Regions from separate parts of the Homo sapiens genome. Here region 1 is linked to region 2. The links are chromatin loops, found by intact Hi-C in ENCODE. Cell type or tissue: B cell. All regions are shown on one strand.

Region 1 (8,000 bases), 170 kb before region 2:
GCCTACTTTCCTGCCTCAGTTGAGAAGTCAAACAAGAAATCAGCTACCTACCAGGCCTGGTAAACATCTCATCAATCCTACCACTAACTGATTTTATATAAATTCCCAACTTTCACAAAATAGCATTTCAGCAAGGCAGTAATAAGTCTGTAATTGTCATCATCAACTCCTGAGTAATACAATATGACCCAGGAGACAGAGGTCATTTGAAGACCAGAAAGAGGAATGAGAATCAAAACTAAAGACAGACAAACTCTCAATCTTGATGAGAAAATTCAGCATGGTTGGCTATCCCTCCAGCATTTCTTCACAAGCAGACTCTGGGCATGGGTGATAGGTTTTTCCTCTGTAGTTACAATTTCATTTCACAAGGTAAAAGGCTCTTCTGTCCAAGTATAATAGGAAAAGAGAGAGCCTGTCTCCCTGCGAATTACTAAAACACAGTTTTTGATAGCCTATTTTGTCATGTCGAGTAGAAAGGCCACCCACGCACTCCCTCTGTACCTGTCCACTACTGGGGCAATAAGTTAGTGTAATAATAGGTAAACCAGAAAAGACCAGCTGGGCACGAAATGGTCCATAACACAATGGCTCTTGGAAAAAAAGAGTGGTGTTTACTTCTATTTTTTGGCTGTGGATATTTGTTTTGGAGCCATATCCCACTTAGAGTCTTGGTACAGAAATTAAGCATTAATCTCATTAATCTCCAATGAGATGACTCCACAAGGAACAAAGTTATTAAAAAAAAAAAAGAGAAATAAGATGTATTAAGCAGATGGCTTTTTAAAAGTCATTTCAAAAAGGCTTTCTTAAGACAAATAAACCAGTATAGATTCAGAGAATATAACTGATTAATGCAATAAATGTGAGTTAAAAAATATCTTTTCTTTAATTTCTAGACTAGGACAGTAATTAGATATAGCTCAATTAATGCAGATGAATTTCAAAACAGACAAAATGGTCTTTTTCTCCTTTTAAAGCAGCTGGCACAAAGCCACCTAGAATGAACCTGGACTCTTATCCCCATCCTAGATCAAACTAATATGAAGGAGAAAATGTACTCATTCAACATTTATTAAGTCCTTCTTAAATGCCAGTGGGGAGTAACATGCCACAGGGGAAATGTCCAAGGCAGGCTACAACCACCCTAATCTTCCAGGGACATAGATTTTACCTAAAACCCATAAACAAGACCAAAAGTTACATTAATGTGGTACCAGGTTTTGTGTGTTTGTCTGTTTGTTTCAAGTTACATTAAAAGATCCTTCTTCTACATTGCCATTTTGGCACTTTTAACCTAAGATGTTTATCTTCAGAGCACATTTAATTGGTTCCAAAAAATAAGTGGCTTATCAATACATATCAAGGAAGTCAGATGACAGATGAGAAAAAGAAGTAAATTCTTCTAAATGTAATTTTAATTCTGGAAATATCAAGACAAATATAGCTCCTAGCAAAATAACAGCTCAAAATATGTAAGTCTTGTTAGACAGTGCTTACGGGACAGCAATGGAGCAAATACCAACTCCCTCCCAGTCCAATTAGAAGAAAGCCCCTTAGGGGGCTCAAATCCTTCCCAGCCCTATTCTTGCTCATTAGCACTGGGTCTGTAACACAAGGCACCCTTGACTACTGTACGCACCTTCTGGGATAACACGGTAAGTCTCAGTCAGTTTGTTCCACTTTAGTATTCTCAGACCCAGACTACTCAAGTTCAGTTGATCCCTGTTGGTCTAAAAAACCTGTCTCCTCCGTATTTTCCGAATTCCCACAGTAATTCTTCACAAAACTCACTTGACAACTCTGTAAGTTCTCCTGGTTTTCTAGAATCAGAAGAAAACTAAACAGTCATTTGGAAAAGAACAGTGTTAATGACCACTCCCTAAATTATTCCACACCAAAAAGAGCTGCCCCATCAGCACAATGATCTACTCTGCCACTTAAAAATTTTTCCCTGCTTAAATATTAGCATGCAACCCAATGTACTGGTGCCTTAAGTTAACATCACAATGAGACCTCATTTTTCTGTCTCACAAAGGGGTGGAGAGAAAGCTGACTTTGAATAAATTGGGTTTAGATTACTGGATTATTATTATTATTATTATTAAAGAATAAAGGCATTTAGCTGGGAAGCAGTAGTCATGATTTTTTTTTTTAATTAAGCCATGGACCCGATACCTTGATAAATTTGTAGTGACTACATGGGCAGCCAGCAAGACCACATCAGCTTCCATCCGGAGTAGGAGGAATGGCAATTTCCACTGCAAAGGGAGAGACTACAAAAATAAACCTGAAATGCATGCTAATCTCCATGTCTGTCAAAAGCTTACCCATCTCCACTCCCCACACCCCCAAGCCAGAGATGACCCACACCTTCTCAGGGCTCCAATCAGTGGTGTTTCCTGAGCATACTGTTCCCAAGGCACTTTCCACACACACCATGGTGGGGGAGGGTGGTAATTTGAGAGTTTTTGCTTTAAACTGGAGTTATTATTTTTTATTAGCATCCAACACACTTAGCATACAAAGGAAGAACCCAGTAAATAACAGTGATCTACCAAAAAAACTTTAGAAGGGACTCAACTGACCACTCAAATTAAGAACATGGCAAAAGACATACAAAAACAGAATATTTATCAATTTGGTGCCATGTGATCGTTGTTGTGGTTTGTTTTTTTCCCTTTTATTCCTCCTTGTTCCTTTGGGCCAACTGAGTAAATCTGGCTTAAAGCAGTCCACAAAAATGGATTTTTTAGCAATACCTTAAGAAAATATCTTTAAATGTACCTTTGGTTTTATTTTTCCATAGAAACACTCTAAAAGGTTCACAAGAAAGGAGCTCTAAACACGTTTAATGAATTACTTTAAAGGAAAAAGTGTTTAAAAAGCATTATTTTGAAAAGGCAGCAGCTGCTGGATTCCACCTTCTGCTGCCTCCGACTGCATTTAGAGTAACCCTCCAAAACCATGTGAGGTGTGTGCTCCCCACCCCCAAGATATGCTCTTCACAGATCAGAATCCATTCTGCAGCCAACCGATAGCTGGGCTCCAGCCTCTCAAGGGGGCAGATGAGGCACAGAAGCGCTGACAAGCCCTCACCAGCAGCAGTGATGCAGAGCGCCAGAATAAACTCTGAAGCTGCTTCTCACGGTTGAAAGGATGAGGCACAAGCTGTTTTCTCACATCCTCTGCCTCTTAAGGTTACAACAAACCAGGCTCTGATTGAATTAAAATCCCTACAGTTTATGTTTTCACAGAGGAGGATGAAGCAAAGATGACCTGTGCTTGCTGGGAACATAACCAGCCATATATGGTCTTGGTTGATAAATGAAGAGTTAAAAAAGATTAAAAATTTAAGTCATGACTGCCATGAAATTGTTTATTCATGCTAAGGTGTTTTGGGCAGTTACAGCTGTACAACAGTAAATTGTTAACAACCGTTTCCTGAAGAAAAATTTCTATTATAGATCACAGATAAGACAAGCAGCAGAGTGCAATGTTGCAGGGAGAGCAACATTACGACCAACAGAGGATATGGTAGATGCAAGTCAAGAGGACCTGCCCTTTCCTGAAATCACTTTCAAGAAAAATCGTACTTTGAGGAGGATGACATTTACCCCTATTTGCTGCCTCTAATTAAAATTAAGGTAATTTAAAAAATTTCAAATGCACTTTAAATTTGATGTAAGACATAATTAAACATCAGATTTTAAAAAATATCATTAGGGCAGTTGGGTGCAGGTTGGCATACAAGAGGAAAAAAAAAACAGTTTAGCTCTCAGAAAACAGGAGGGAAATGGCAATCTGTCAAAGTTATTATAGGGGGATGTGTTTTTTCCCTTTTTAAAGACCAGAACTTAACAACTTGGAACATCTGTGCCCTTGCCTTTCCCAAATATGCCGATGTCGAGCAGCGTTTTTTGTGTCAGTCTTCTCCCCGGCAGGAGCCAGGCTGGTGAATCAGCAAAATGTCAGTATCTTCCAAAAGCAGCTACTATTATTTTGAGTTAGCAGGAATAGAAAAAAGAATGAGAGTGGTGTTTCCAGAAAGAAAATAAGTCATTTCTGTACTAATAATATACAGGGTAACAGGTGACCATGCGACTCTGTCAGCAATGTCGTAAATCCCACAGGAAGACCTGAGGTGCACTGGAGGAACACCGGACTGAAAATCACAGACCTGGAGTGCCTGTCTTAACTTCAAGTTAGCTGTCCAACATCTGGACTTCACACTTGTCACTAAGTAGAAACAAACAAGGTACTGAGCTAAGTCCTCTCTAAGGTCTGATCAGATTCTGAAATCTACCCTTCTGTAGGTGAACTGAAATGTGAAGTAACAACCAGAACTCGTAGTCACTGAGTCTGTGAACACCATTAGTGCCCAGAATAGAGCTAGGCATATGGCAGTTACCTGCCAAAGATGGAATGTTTATATCCCCCCACAGATTCATATGTTGAAGCCTATCCCCAATGTGATGGTACTTGGAGGTGGGGCCCTTGGGATTAGTGTCCTAAAAAGAGACACAGCGAGCTCCCTCACTCCTTCCACCATGTGAGGACGCAGTGAGAAAACAGCTATCTACAAACCTGGAAGCAGACCCTCACCAGACACCAAAACTGCTGGTGCCTTGGTCTTGAACTTCCCAGTCTCCAGAACTGTGAGAAATAAATTTTTGTTGTTTATAAGCCACCCAGTTTACGGTATTTTGTTATAGCAGCCCAAATAGACCAAGACAATACCCAATATATACTTACTGACTGATGCTGCTTGAGCAACCAGCACAGCTTATGGTTCCTAAGGGCCTAGCACAGTGCCTGGTACATCATGAGCACTCACAGCAGCTCTACTGAATGAATTTCATGAGACCATACACTGAGCTCACTCAGCAGCAAGCTAACTAGGGTTCTTATACAACCCAGAACCCCACAGCAAACCCTGGTGAACAAAGTCATAAATCTGGGAGCTAACAGATCAATTCTTGATGCTATCTAACATTACATGAAGCATCAGAAATGTCTTAAGACTGCCCTTCAAGAAGCCTGCATTAAAATTACTCACTGATTTATTTCTATGAGAATTATCAGCCAGGCAAGAACTTAGTCAGACACGCTCTCAGGAGAGAGATTACCAGAAAGATGAAAATAACATGAAGCAACAGCAGATTCCCTGTGAATATCACTCAAGCAGACTAACTACATTTGTCTCTTACCTTTGGAAATCTGGATTCAAACAGAACAACTACTAGAAGAGAATTTGGTTTAATGAACATAACCCTGTCCACAGGCACATCAAAAGCCTTTGCAATAAAGCTACTGCACACCTGATAGCCAAGATAAAGTATAAAATGGTTTTGGAAGTCACGAATCAGATTCAGTGACAAGTAACATTTACCAAGTACCTACTATGTATCAAGAACTGTGCTCAGCACTTATACACTCCTTTGATCCTCTCAGTAACATGGAAAGCTACTCCAGAGGCTGAGGCAAAATCACTTGAGGCCAGGAGATTGAGTCCAGCCTGGGCAACATTGCAAGATCCATCTCCAAAAAATTAAATAAAAAAAAAATTAGCTAGGCATGGTGGTATGCACCTGTAGTCCCTCCTCAGGAGGCTAAGGAGTAGGATCACTTAGGCCTAGGAGTTTGAGGCTGTAGTGAGCTATGATTATGCCACTGCACTTCAGTCAGGGTGACAAAGCAAGACCCTGTCTCTAAAAACAAATAAAAATAAAAATAACACTGAAAGACAAAAGTTATTAACTCTATCTGTGCAAAAAAGAATACAAGTTGTGGAAGGGCACCGTCTTTCACACAAAAATGCGGTTGAGAGTCAAACCTAGATTGTCTGTTTAGGTCCAACATGCACTCAACAAATATTAAATGCTATTTACTGTGTACTCAGTCTTTTTTTTTTTTTTTTTTTTTTTTTTGAGATGGAGTCCCACTCACTCTGTTGCCCAGAGTAGCATACAGTGGCATGATCTCGGCTCACTGCAACCTCTGCCTCCCAGGTTCAAGAGCTTTTCCTGCCTCAGCCTCCCGAGTAGCTGGAACTACAGGCGTGCACCACCACGTCCAGTTAATTTTTATATTTTTAGAGATAGGGTTTCGCTATGTTGGCCAGGGTGGTCTCAAACTGCTGACCTTAAGTAATCCAACCACCTTGGCCTCCCAAAGTCTTGGGATTACAGGCACAAGCCACCACACTCAGCCTTGTTTTTAGGAACTAGGAATGAACAAAACAGAACAGCTTCCCTGTCCTCCTGGACATCCAAATGTGCTTTTTACCATGGTTCACTATCTCTAGTCTCAACTCCACTGGACCATCAGTCAGCAGAAAGATGCCTAGATTTACACATTCAAATCTGTCTGGCTTTGCCCCCATAAGGGGCCTTCCAATCCAGATCCTGAAAAGTAAAGCTGTTAATGTATGAACAGATATATCACGATGAATTCTAGTACTAATAAGAGCAAATAGGACAATTTTAAGGATTGCCCAAGATTTGCAAGATTTGTTAATAGAGAAAAACCAGGTTTTCAAATGAGTAAAAAGCATTGTGTGTTTCAAGACAGAAGATAATTAGAATGGAAACAGAACATCAGATTTTATAGCACACATCTACAAAGAGAGACAGGAGAAAGAGTAACAGCACTTCCCCACCATGTCAGCTCTCCTACTGAGGTCAGATCTGAAAGGATATCTGTATTATCGTGTCCGAGCAAGCCGAGAAGCGACTGTACAGCATTCAGCTCCACCAGAAGGTGGTACAGGTCTGGCATGGTGGCCACCACGTGCATCTCCTGAATGATGTCATTTAGGTCCAGCTCGGATTCCATGAACCTAGGAGGGAAAACAAGACATCATTAGAAGGAAAGGGGCACTATCAGCAATGAGGAGCAAACAGCAACAATCTAGACAACAAGGCAATCTGTCAAAGTGTCTACAACAGACCAACCAAGAAGTACACTCATCCAAACATCATACTGTCACACAATTTCCTTGGGAAATCGATTTCCTCATTACAAAAATCAATCTTGGATTCAGATCTCATTACAGGGTTCCCTTACTCTTGCAGTCACAAGCTGCCTTTCAGAGGCTCCCGAAGCATTTTGTAGCACTAAACGATCTTTCCACCAGTCCTATAGATTAGCCACCATTACCCCTTGGTGTGGCAATTCACTCTGTTGCCCTGAACATAGTTATCCTACTACCCATCCAAAAAGGGTTTCTCTTACTTCCCACTTCAGATCAAGGGCCAGTTATTCCCCTTACCAAAGAAGATAAGATTTTCTGTATCCAAAAATGCCCTCCCTCTTCCTCCTCTTTGGAGCTGATTCAGAGGCAGATACCAAAGAAAAGCAGACCTAGTCTCTGGCATCCTACAATCACCACCAACTTTACACAGCATGATACTTTACTCACATTTCTATACCTGAACCTTTCAACAAACCTATGCCCAGGCACTAAGAACAGAACTACTTTGCATTCACGCTGCATGCCCTCCCCCGGTGTTTGACATACAAGAAATGCCGATTAAGCCTTGGATGAACAAGACAGGAAGGTTTGTTCTGAGATGGAAATGAGCTAATCTGGTGTAAGGCAACTGAACAATACCTGACTGAGAGTGACTGAGAGGAAGCAGTGGTTAAACTGACTCTGGAGTCAGACTACCTGGGTTTGAACCTGGCTTAGCCACCTACTTAGCCTCTCTATGCCTCAGTTTCTTCTGTAAATAGGGACAATAAGGTTATCTGTCTCACAGGGCCACTGTAAAGAGTAAATGAGTAAGGACATATAAAGCACTGAGAACAATGTCTACCATATAAAAAGCACTATGTAAGTATTTGTTCTCATTACTATTGCTGCTACTATTACTGTAATATGTCTGTCTTCTCTTCTAGAAAGTAAACTTCTTAAAGACAGGAAATGTATCTTTGTCTCTTATATCCACAGATGCCTACTGAATTAAATTGAGGGCACAAAGAAAAGGAACACAAGC
Region 2 (8,000 bases):
GTTTTTATTTTTTGTTGAGGGAGTGGGTCTCACTATGTTGCCCAAGCTGGTCTCCTGGGCTCAGTGATCCTCCCACTTCGACCTTCCAAAGTGATGGGATTACAGGCATGAGCCCCTGCACCCAGCCTGTTTACAGCTCTTACTTCATTTGCTCCTTCTGTCATCTCTGCGGGGCTCCTGATGAGACCAATCTTAGTTACATTTACCCTTTTTGCCTAGCCTTATGCTGGGAACTGGGAACCCACAGCCACAGTCCTTGACCAGCCTCAGCATCTCATGACAGAGCCAGACATGAGGGAATAAAGGCAGTGTGGAAATGTAATCACCAAAAACGTCCTGGGTCCATGGGAGCCCCAGATGAGGAGGGAGGTCTCTCTGCTGAGAGCAGGAGTGAGGTGGGATGGAGGAGGCTGGCGTTTGTGTGGCTGGGAGAGCTCTGAGGAGGTGGGCTCTGAGCTGGTTCTGAGGCTCTGAGGTTAGGAGCATAGACTCTGGAGTTGCACTGCCTGCCCTGCCATCCTACTGTGTGACCCAGGGCAAGTTGCTTGACTTCTCTGAGCCTCTGCTGACTTCAGGAGATCTGCAAATGGGAATTTCTCTTAGAGGGGCTGTGAGTGCCAAGTGAATAAGGCATATAAAGTGTGAAGTGCAATACCTGGTGCAGAGGGCTAGCTGGTGTCCTCACAATTTGCAGAGAGTGTCTAGGAGTTTGCCTAAAGGACAATGTGGCAAATGGTTTGGGCAAAGGGAACAGCCTCTGCCAAGGTGTGAACATGGGGAAATAGGAGCCACTGGGAGATGCTGGAGCTTAGGAAGAACTGAGAGAGGGGGCTGGTGTGGATAGGGCTTGGAAGGCCAGAAATTTGTACCCAAGCCTGAGGGGAGTGGGGAGCAATGGAAGGGTCTTGAGCAGGAGAGGGGCCAGGTCAAATCGTCTATTAGAAAGACCCCACTAGGTTGGGCTCAGTGGCTCACACCTGTAATCCCAGCACTTTGGGAGGCCAAGGTGTGTGGATCACCTGAAGTCAGGAGTTCGAGATCAGCCTGGCCAACATGGCCAAACCCTGTCTCTACTAAAAATACAAAAATTAGCCAGGTGTGGTGGTGCATGCCTGTAGTCCCAGCTACTCGGAAGGCTGAGGCAGAAGAATCACTTGAACCCAGAAGGTGGAGGTTGCAGTGAGCCAAGATCACACCACTGCACTCCAGCCTGGGTAAGAGAGTGAGACTCCACCTCAAAACAAAATGAAACAAAACAACACCACTAAAGGTGAATGAAGAAGAGAGGTTGGCGGGACCAAGTTGGGACTCATATTCTGCTCTCTCTGCCCAAATGCTCCTGCATAGCCCTGAAGGATTTCAAATCCTTTATGAAGTCTAGTGCCTGCCCTGCTTACAGGCCCCAGGTACTGGCTGGGTTCCCAGTGGCCATCTCTCCAGCTGAGATATGTGTGTTGGAGCCGGGGGAGTGGAGAAGCCAGCTTCGGGGTGGGAAGCCCATCTGGCAGATTCTGGCTGGAGTAGGGGGCAGTGGCGGGGCAGCCTCCTGCTCATCAGCCTTTCCACTGTGGAGTCAGTCAAGCGTTCCTCCCTCCAAGGAGTGGTGGCTGTCAGGCGTGTCCAAACTGCACTCCTGGCTGCCTCAATTTTGCATCCCCTAGGTAGCGCAGACACCATGAATGGACCAGAGATTGAATGCAAAATCAAAATGCAGCAAATAAATGGATGCAAAAGTCATTTGGAGCCAATAATAAGAACCACCTCCAGACTCAGAAGCAGGGAAAGTTGCACAGAGGCTGAGCTGGCCTGGCTGCTGGTGGAGAAGGGATGTTAGTTTGGGCACCCCTTCCCCGGCTTCACTGGCCCCAACACTCCTCTCACTGATCCACGTCGCTGGATGGTCTCCAAGGTTACTCAGGGTACAGACAGGGAAAATGAGACTTGGGGCCAGGTGCGATGGCTCATGCCTGTAATCCTAGCACTTTGGGAGGCCAAGCCAGATGGATCACCTGAGGTCAGAAGTTTGAGACCAGCCTGGCCAACATGGTGAAACCCCGTCTCCACGAAAAATACAAAACTTAGGCTTGGTGGCACATGCCTGTAATCTCAGCGACTTGGGAAGCTGAGGCAGGAGAATCACTTGGAATCACCTGGAAGGCGGAAGTTGCAGTGAGCCGAGATGGTGCCACTACACTCCAGCCTGGGCAACAGAGCGAGACTCCATCTCAAAAAAAAAAAAGAGAGAGAGAGAGACTTGTAAACAGAGGATAGATACAACCCAAGATACCCAAAGAGTTAGGGCCCTAGACTCAAACAGATCTGAGTTTTGATTCAGCTCTTCCAATTTCCAGCACACGTGACCTTCAGCAAGTCACCTAATCTGCAATTGCTCTCATCACTTTAGTTGGGCAGGCCAAAGGTAAAATATTGGAGCGTGGAAAGGCACTAAGCACTGAACAGAGATGGAGCACCAAATATGCACTTGTGAGGGCAGGTCTCATTCACTTCTCCATCCCAAGGCCTCCGCTGTGCCCAGCACACAGTAGGTGCTCAATGCATATCTGTTGAAGTCATGGATGGTGCAATGACTGCGTTAGGAACTAGGAGCAGAGTTCTAATTTGTTTGCTGATATAGCCCTAGAGCCCTAAACAGTGCCTGGCACATAGTAGGTGCTCAGTAACAGTGGTCCCCAATCTTTGTGGCACAAGGGACAGCTTTCATGGAAGACAATTTTTCCAAGGACCGGTGTGGGGTTGGGGGAAGGAAGGTTTCAGGATGATTCCCGGATGATTAAAGCACATTACATTTATCGTGCACTCTATTTCTATCACATTGTAATATAGAATGAAATAATTATACAACTCACCATAATGTAGAATCAGTAAGAGCCCTGAGCTTGTTTTCCTACAACTAGATGGTCCCATCTGGGGGTGATGGGAGACAGTGACAGATCATCAGGCGTTAGATTCTCATAAGGAGTGTGCAACCTAGATCCCTCGCATGCACAGTTCACAATAGGGTTCGCCCTCCTGTGAGAATCTAATGCCACCACTGATCTGACAGGAGGTGGAGCTCAGGCAGTAATGTGAGCAATGGGGAGCAGCTGTAAATACAGATGAAGCTTTGCTTGCTTGTCCCCCGCTCACCTCCTGCTATGTGGCCTGGGGGTTGAGGATCCCTGCTCAATGATACACACATTAATGAATTTGGTTTTAAACACCAACTTTGTCCTTCCCCTAGTTGCCATCATTGAAGAGCCCCAGCACCCCAAGCACCCCAGCCTGGGCTCCTGGGGGCTGCAAATTGAACTTCATGTGTCTTAGTGCCCAGAGAGGGAAGGAAAACGTTATACTAACATCTGGTAGTCACAGGTACCAACAAGGCACTTCATGGGTTACAAAGCAGGTTCCCATGGAATGTCTTTGCTGATCTCCAGTCAGTTTCACAGATGGAGAAAGAGAAACTCAAAAGATGAGGTGACTTGCGCAGGGTCACAAGGTATGTCAAGCAGAGATGGCTGGGATTGAAATGGCAAATCCTTTCTCTTTGTATCATTCATTCCTCTAACCAGTTATAACAAGTACCTCCCAGTGGGATCATGATGGGGCTCAGACAGGCACTGGTCCCCACTATGGAAGGAGTGAGGGTCCTGGGTCAGCAGGCTGAAGGCCAAGGCCCACCCTGGGCCACCAAGAGCTGTGGAGACAGGGAAGTGAAGAGCAGGATGAGAGACAAGTGGAGAAGCCTCTGGCTAGGTCATCCGGGCAGCTAGGACAAAGCAGAGAGACTAGAAGGGGCAGAGAGAAAGGCAATTACACCAGGAACATCTATTAAGCACTCACTGTATGCCAGGCACTGAGGATATGGCAGTGAGCAAGGCAAACAAGGAACTCACATGCTGGTGGGGAGACAGACTCTGGTTTGTAATTACTCACTGCAAGTAGAAGTGGGGGCTCTGAAGGCAAGGAGCATGGTTTCCAGGAGGACACGGGGACATAAGTTAGGCCTGGAGGGTCAGGGAGGGCTTCTTGGAAAAGGTGGTGCTTGGGCAGAGATCTGGAGGATGATAAGAGAAGGAGGGAGGGAGAGACAGAGACAAGGAGTGGGAAAGACGAGAGTAGGGGGAAGAAACTGACAAAGTCAGAGGAAGAGTTTGAGGACCCAGTGCAGTGGCTCACACCCAACACTCTGGGAGGCCGAGGCAGGTGGATCACCTGAGGCCAGGAGTTTGAGACCAGCCTGACCAACATGGCGAAACCCCATCTCTACTAAAAATACAAAAATTAGCCGGGCGTGGTGGTGCACACGTGTAGTCCCAGCTACTCAGGAGGCTGAGGCATGAGAATCACTTGAACCCAGGAGGCAGAGGCTGCAGTGAGCTGAGATTGTGCCACTGCACTCCAGTCTGGGTGACAGAATGAGGCTCTGTCTCAAAAGAAAAAAAAAGAAAGAGAGAGAGAGAGTTTGAGGAAAGATGATGAGCAAAGAGAAGGATCCAGAAACGAGATGGTCAGCTGGAGTGCAAGGTAGAGGAGAAAAGGGAGCCCCAGACACAGCCAGCTGGGGGCTAACAGTGAGACCAAGAGCAAGGAGGAAGGGAGGGTGAGAGGAAAGAGAGACACACAAATCACTCCAAGCTCCCCACCTACTGTAGCTCAGACTTTCATCTCTGACACAAAAGAGGAACTTGAGTTCCCCTCCAGGGAAGCACAGGGCACTCAGGCTGAGAATTCACATCCCAGCTGTGGTTTCCTGTTTCCCCCTGTAAGCCAGAGGGCACTACTGCATGGAGGTAGCGCTGTGGGGCTGGTGGGCCAGGCCTAAGGACAGAGCCAGAGGCTGAGCTTCCTCCCTCTCCCAAAACCCTCAGTGAGTGCCTCAACCTAATTTTCTGCCAAAGACCCACTGTCAGCTAAAGGGCTTGTTGTTGGGTAGGGTGCTAACTGTTAATGAAGGTGTTACCTGTTAACTAGGATGTGTTCACTGTGGACTAACATGTTCACTGTCAACAAAAGTGTGTGTTAAGTAGCATGTCCACAGTTTACCAGGGTGTTAACTGTTAAAAACAATGTTTGCTGTTAACTAGAGTGTTCACTGTTAACTATATACTACAGTGTTCAACAAGTAAGCTTTTTGTTAAGTAGGGTGTTTGCAGTTAACTAGGGTGTTAACAGTTAATGAAGATGCTGGCTATTAACTAGGGTGTTTAACTTCAACTAAGGTATCTGTTAATAAGGTGTTTGCAGCCAGGCGTGGTGGCTCATGCCTGTAATCCCAGCACTTTGGGAGGCCAAGATGGGTGGATCACCTGAGGTCAGGAGTTCAAGACCAGCCTGGTCAACATGATAAAGCCCCATTTCTACTAAATATACAAAAAATTAGCTGGTGTGGTGGCAGACACTTGTAATCCCAGCTTTTTGGGAGGCTGAGGCAGGAGAATCACTTGAACCCGGGAGGGGGAGATTGCACTGAGCCAAGATTGTGCCACTGCACCCAGCCTGGGCAACAAGAGCTAAACTTCATCTCAAATAATAATAATAATAACAATTATAAAGTGTTTGCTTTGGCCCCAGCTTTTGTGCCTCAGTTTACATACTCCACCCTCCTCCCTCTCTCCATCTTATTGGCTGGTGGTGCTGGCATTTCTCTCAAAGCAGGGCTCATCACTGCAAGTACAAGGTCCTTGTTTGACTTCAGGACCTCTCCCCCAGTAACCTGGCCCCATAAAGAGTCCAACTCAACTCCCCGGTCCCAATCTTAATTGACAACCAAGGTGGAAAGTAAAATACTTTCTGAAATTACCTACATTTTAAAAAAGAAACATTTGAAAGATTTACATAGCCAAATGACTGACTCCTTAATGGCGGAATGACAGGCAGAAAAGCTATTCCTTGGCCTTGAAATCCTGCAGAATGGAGAGGCTGTGAGCTCTGATGGTGGGATTCCCATGTTGTTTCCAGCTTTGAAGTCATGCCTGGGCATCTGCCAGAACATGAGGGGACAGCATCTATCAGTCCTGTCCCCCAGGCTGGAATATTGTGCTGGGTGCTGCCTGGAGAAGGGAGGCCCAGTGCTGGTGTTCCAGGATCCCTGCCAGGGCCCTGACTCAGATGGCCACGGGAAGCCGGAGTCTGCCCTCCAAGTAGCCACTGATTTGCTGGGCAACACTCATCAAGTTATTGCCCAGTTTGGGCCTCTGTGTAAGGTGGGGTTCAAGCCAGCAGACATTGGTGGATCTGCCCAGCTGTATCTTTTGGGGCCACTCTTCAAGGCCCACTTCACAGACACAGAAACAGAGGTCCAGGGAGGTGGCCCTCTCCTAGGTCTGCACCCAGCCTTCACCCACCCCACTCCCTTCTCAGTCCTGACTCCCCAGCCTGCCCCAGGTCCTAAGAGCCCTCCCCCACTGCCAGGGCCATGGCAGTCCTTCTAGATACAGGACGGACTCAGTGCCAGCAGGCCTCCTCGGTCTGGGAGTCAGCTCCTGTGAGAGAGGGGTGGAAGGAGTTCCAAAGCTGCCCATCAGGCCACTGCCAGGCCTTCAGCCCCTCTGCCACCGCAGCCTGCCAGGTTTGGGCCAGACACACACCCACACACATTTGCAAACACGCTCAAGTATGGTAGGCATACTAGTACAATGCATGCCCTCAACTTCACTCCCAGACACACATGCACCATTACACAGACACACAGATGCCCCTACAGACACTCATGACACACACTCAGATAGACCACACACACGTGCCCATGCAGGCCCATGCACAGGGCACACTATGCTACACACCCACAAGCCATGTGTGTCACCCACTGTGCCAGCCCAGCCGCACCACCTGCCTGGACGTTAGCATCGCCCAACCTCAACCATCTCCCCACCCTGTCATCTCTCTGCTGCCCCTCTGAACCCAGCACACACCCCACACTGCAGTCACGACATTCCCGGCTGAAAGCACACTGATGGCTCCCCTCAGGCTCTCGGGGGCAAATCCACTGCCCCACCTCAGCTCACCCCAGCCCTCTCCCCCAGCATACACTCAGCCCTACAGCAGCCCCTCGTCCCCTAGGCCAGAGGCTCAGCTCACATCTAGCACCCCAGCTGGTGCCTCTTGGCCAGGCAGAGGGAAGAGCTGTGGCTGTCAGTCCTCACAGTGGGCCACCCAGAACATGCACTTGACAAGCACTTTCTTATTTAATTCTCTCAACAGCACTATGAGGGAACAGGTACCTCTATTCACCCCATTTTACAGAGAAAAAGACTAAGGCTCAGAGGGCTGGGCTAGGATGTTTGGGGGAGGGGAAGAGAGCGCTGTGTGAGCCTCTTCTCCATACCCCCACCTCCCTACTCCTTCTCTGTCTCATTTACCTTCCTCTGTCCAAACAGGTCTCTCTTTTTCGGAGACGGAGTCTCACTTTGTCACTCAGGCTAGAGTGCAGTGGTGCGATCTGAGCTCACTGCAACCTCTGCCTCTTGGGTTCAAGCGATTCTTCTGCCTCAGCCTCCCAAGTAACTGTAATTACAGGTGCCTACCACCACACTCAGCTAATTTTTGTATTTTTAGTAGAGACGGGGTTTCACCATGTTAGCCAGGCTGGTCTCGAACTCCTGACCTCAAGTGATCCGCCTGACTCAGTCTCCCAAAATGCTGAGATTACAGGCGTGAGCCACTGCACCCAGCCCAAACAGGTCTCTTAAAGCCTCGCCTCTCTTTCCCCTTTCTTCTGAGAGTTGCTGTCCCTGGTCCTGACAGCTTCCCCTGCCTCTGGCCATCTTCTCTTGCTCCTCCAGTCACCAACGTCCCTTCCTCCGAGAAGAGAACAATGGGAACTGTGTACAGGCCTCGGTTTGGCCGAGGCTCCGCCCAGCTCTGACAGTCACTAGCTGTGTGATGCTGGGCAGGTGGCTCCATCTCTCTGTGCCTCATTTTCCCCATCTACAAAGTGGGGGTGATAATAATACCACTTAGCATTGCTGGGAGGAATAATTGAGTTAATACAAGCGAGT

Evidence for each region. Hi-C counts contacts between places; a loop is a spot of excess contacts. Peaks named below come from ENCODE experiments on the same cell type or tissue, not always from the same donor. Only the 100,000 strongest peaks of a DNase experiment are listed, where the experiment ranks them.
Region 1: a loop joins it to region 2, with 3 times the contacts of the local background. A loop is called at or near these places in 3 of 110 quality-filtered maps.

What each region holds. Positions count from the first base shown.
Region 1 is chr20:37,745,309-37,753,308 of GRCh38, reverse strand. It overlaps CTNNBL1 (catenin beta like 1), which reads right to left. Exons shown (of 16, transcript NM_030877.5): 4 at 6,702-6,841. LOC124904895 (a long non-coding RNA gene) reads right to left here and starts at 5,912. Exons shown (of 2, transcript XR_007067575.1): 1 at 2,179-5,912; 2 at 1-1,823. RefSeq lists a silencer at 2,996-3,045. In B cell, no CTCF peak of the experiment used is centred here; a DNase peak (open chromatin) is centred at 3,138.
Region 2 is chr20:37,572,797-37,580,796 of GRCh38, reverse strand. All of the region lies in intron 2 of LINC01746 (long intergenic non-protein coding RNA 1746), which reads right to left. Among named protein-coding and RNA genes, the nearest start is that of LINC01746, 5.7 kb to the right of the region's middle. RefSeq lists an enhancer at 4,500-4,549. In B cell, no CTCF peak of the experiment used is centred here; a DNase peak (open chromatin) is centred at 4,726; H3K27ac peaks cover 304 bases; H3K27me3 peaks cover 465 bases.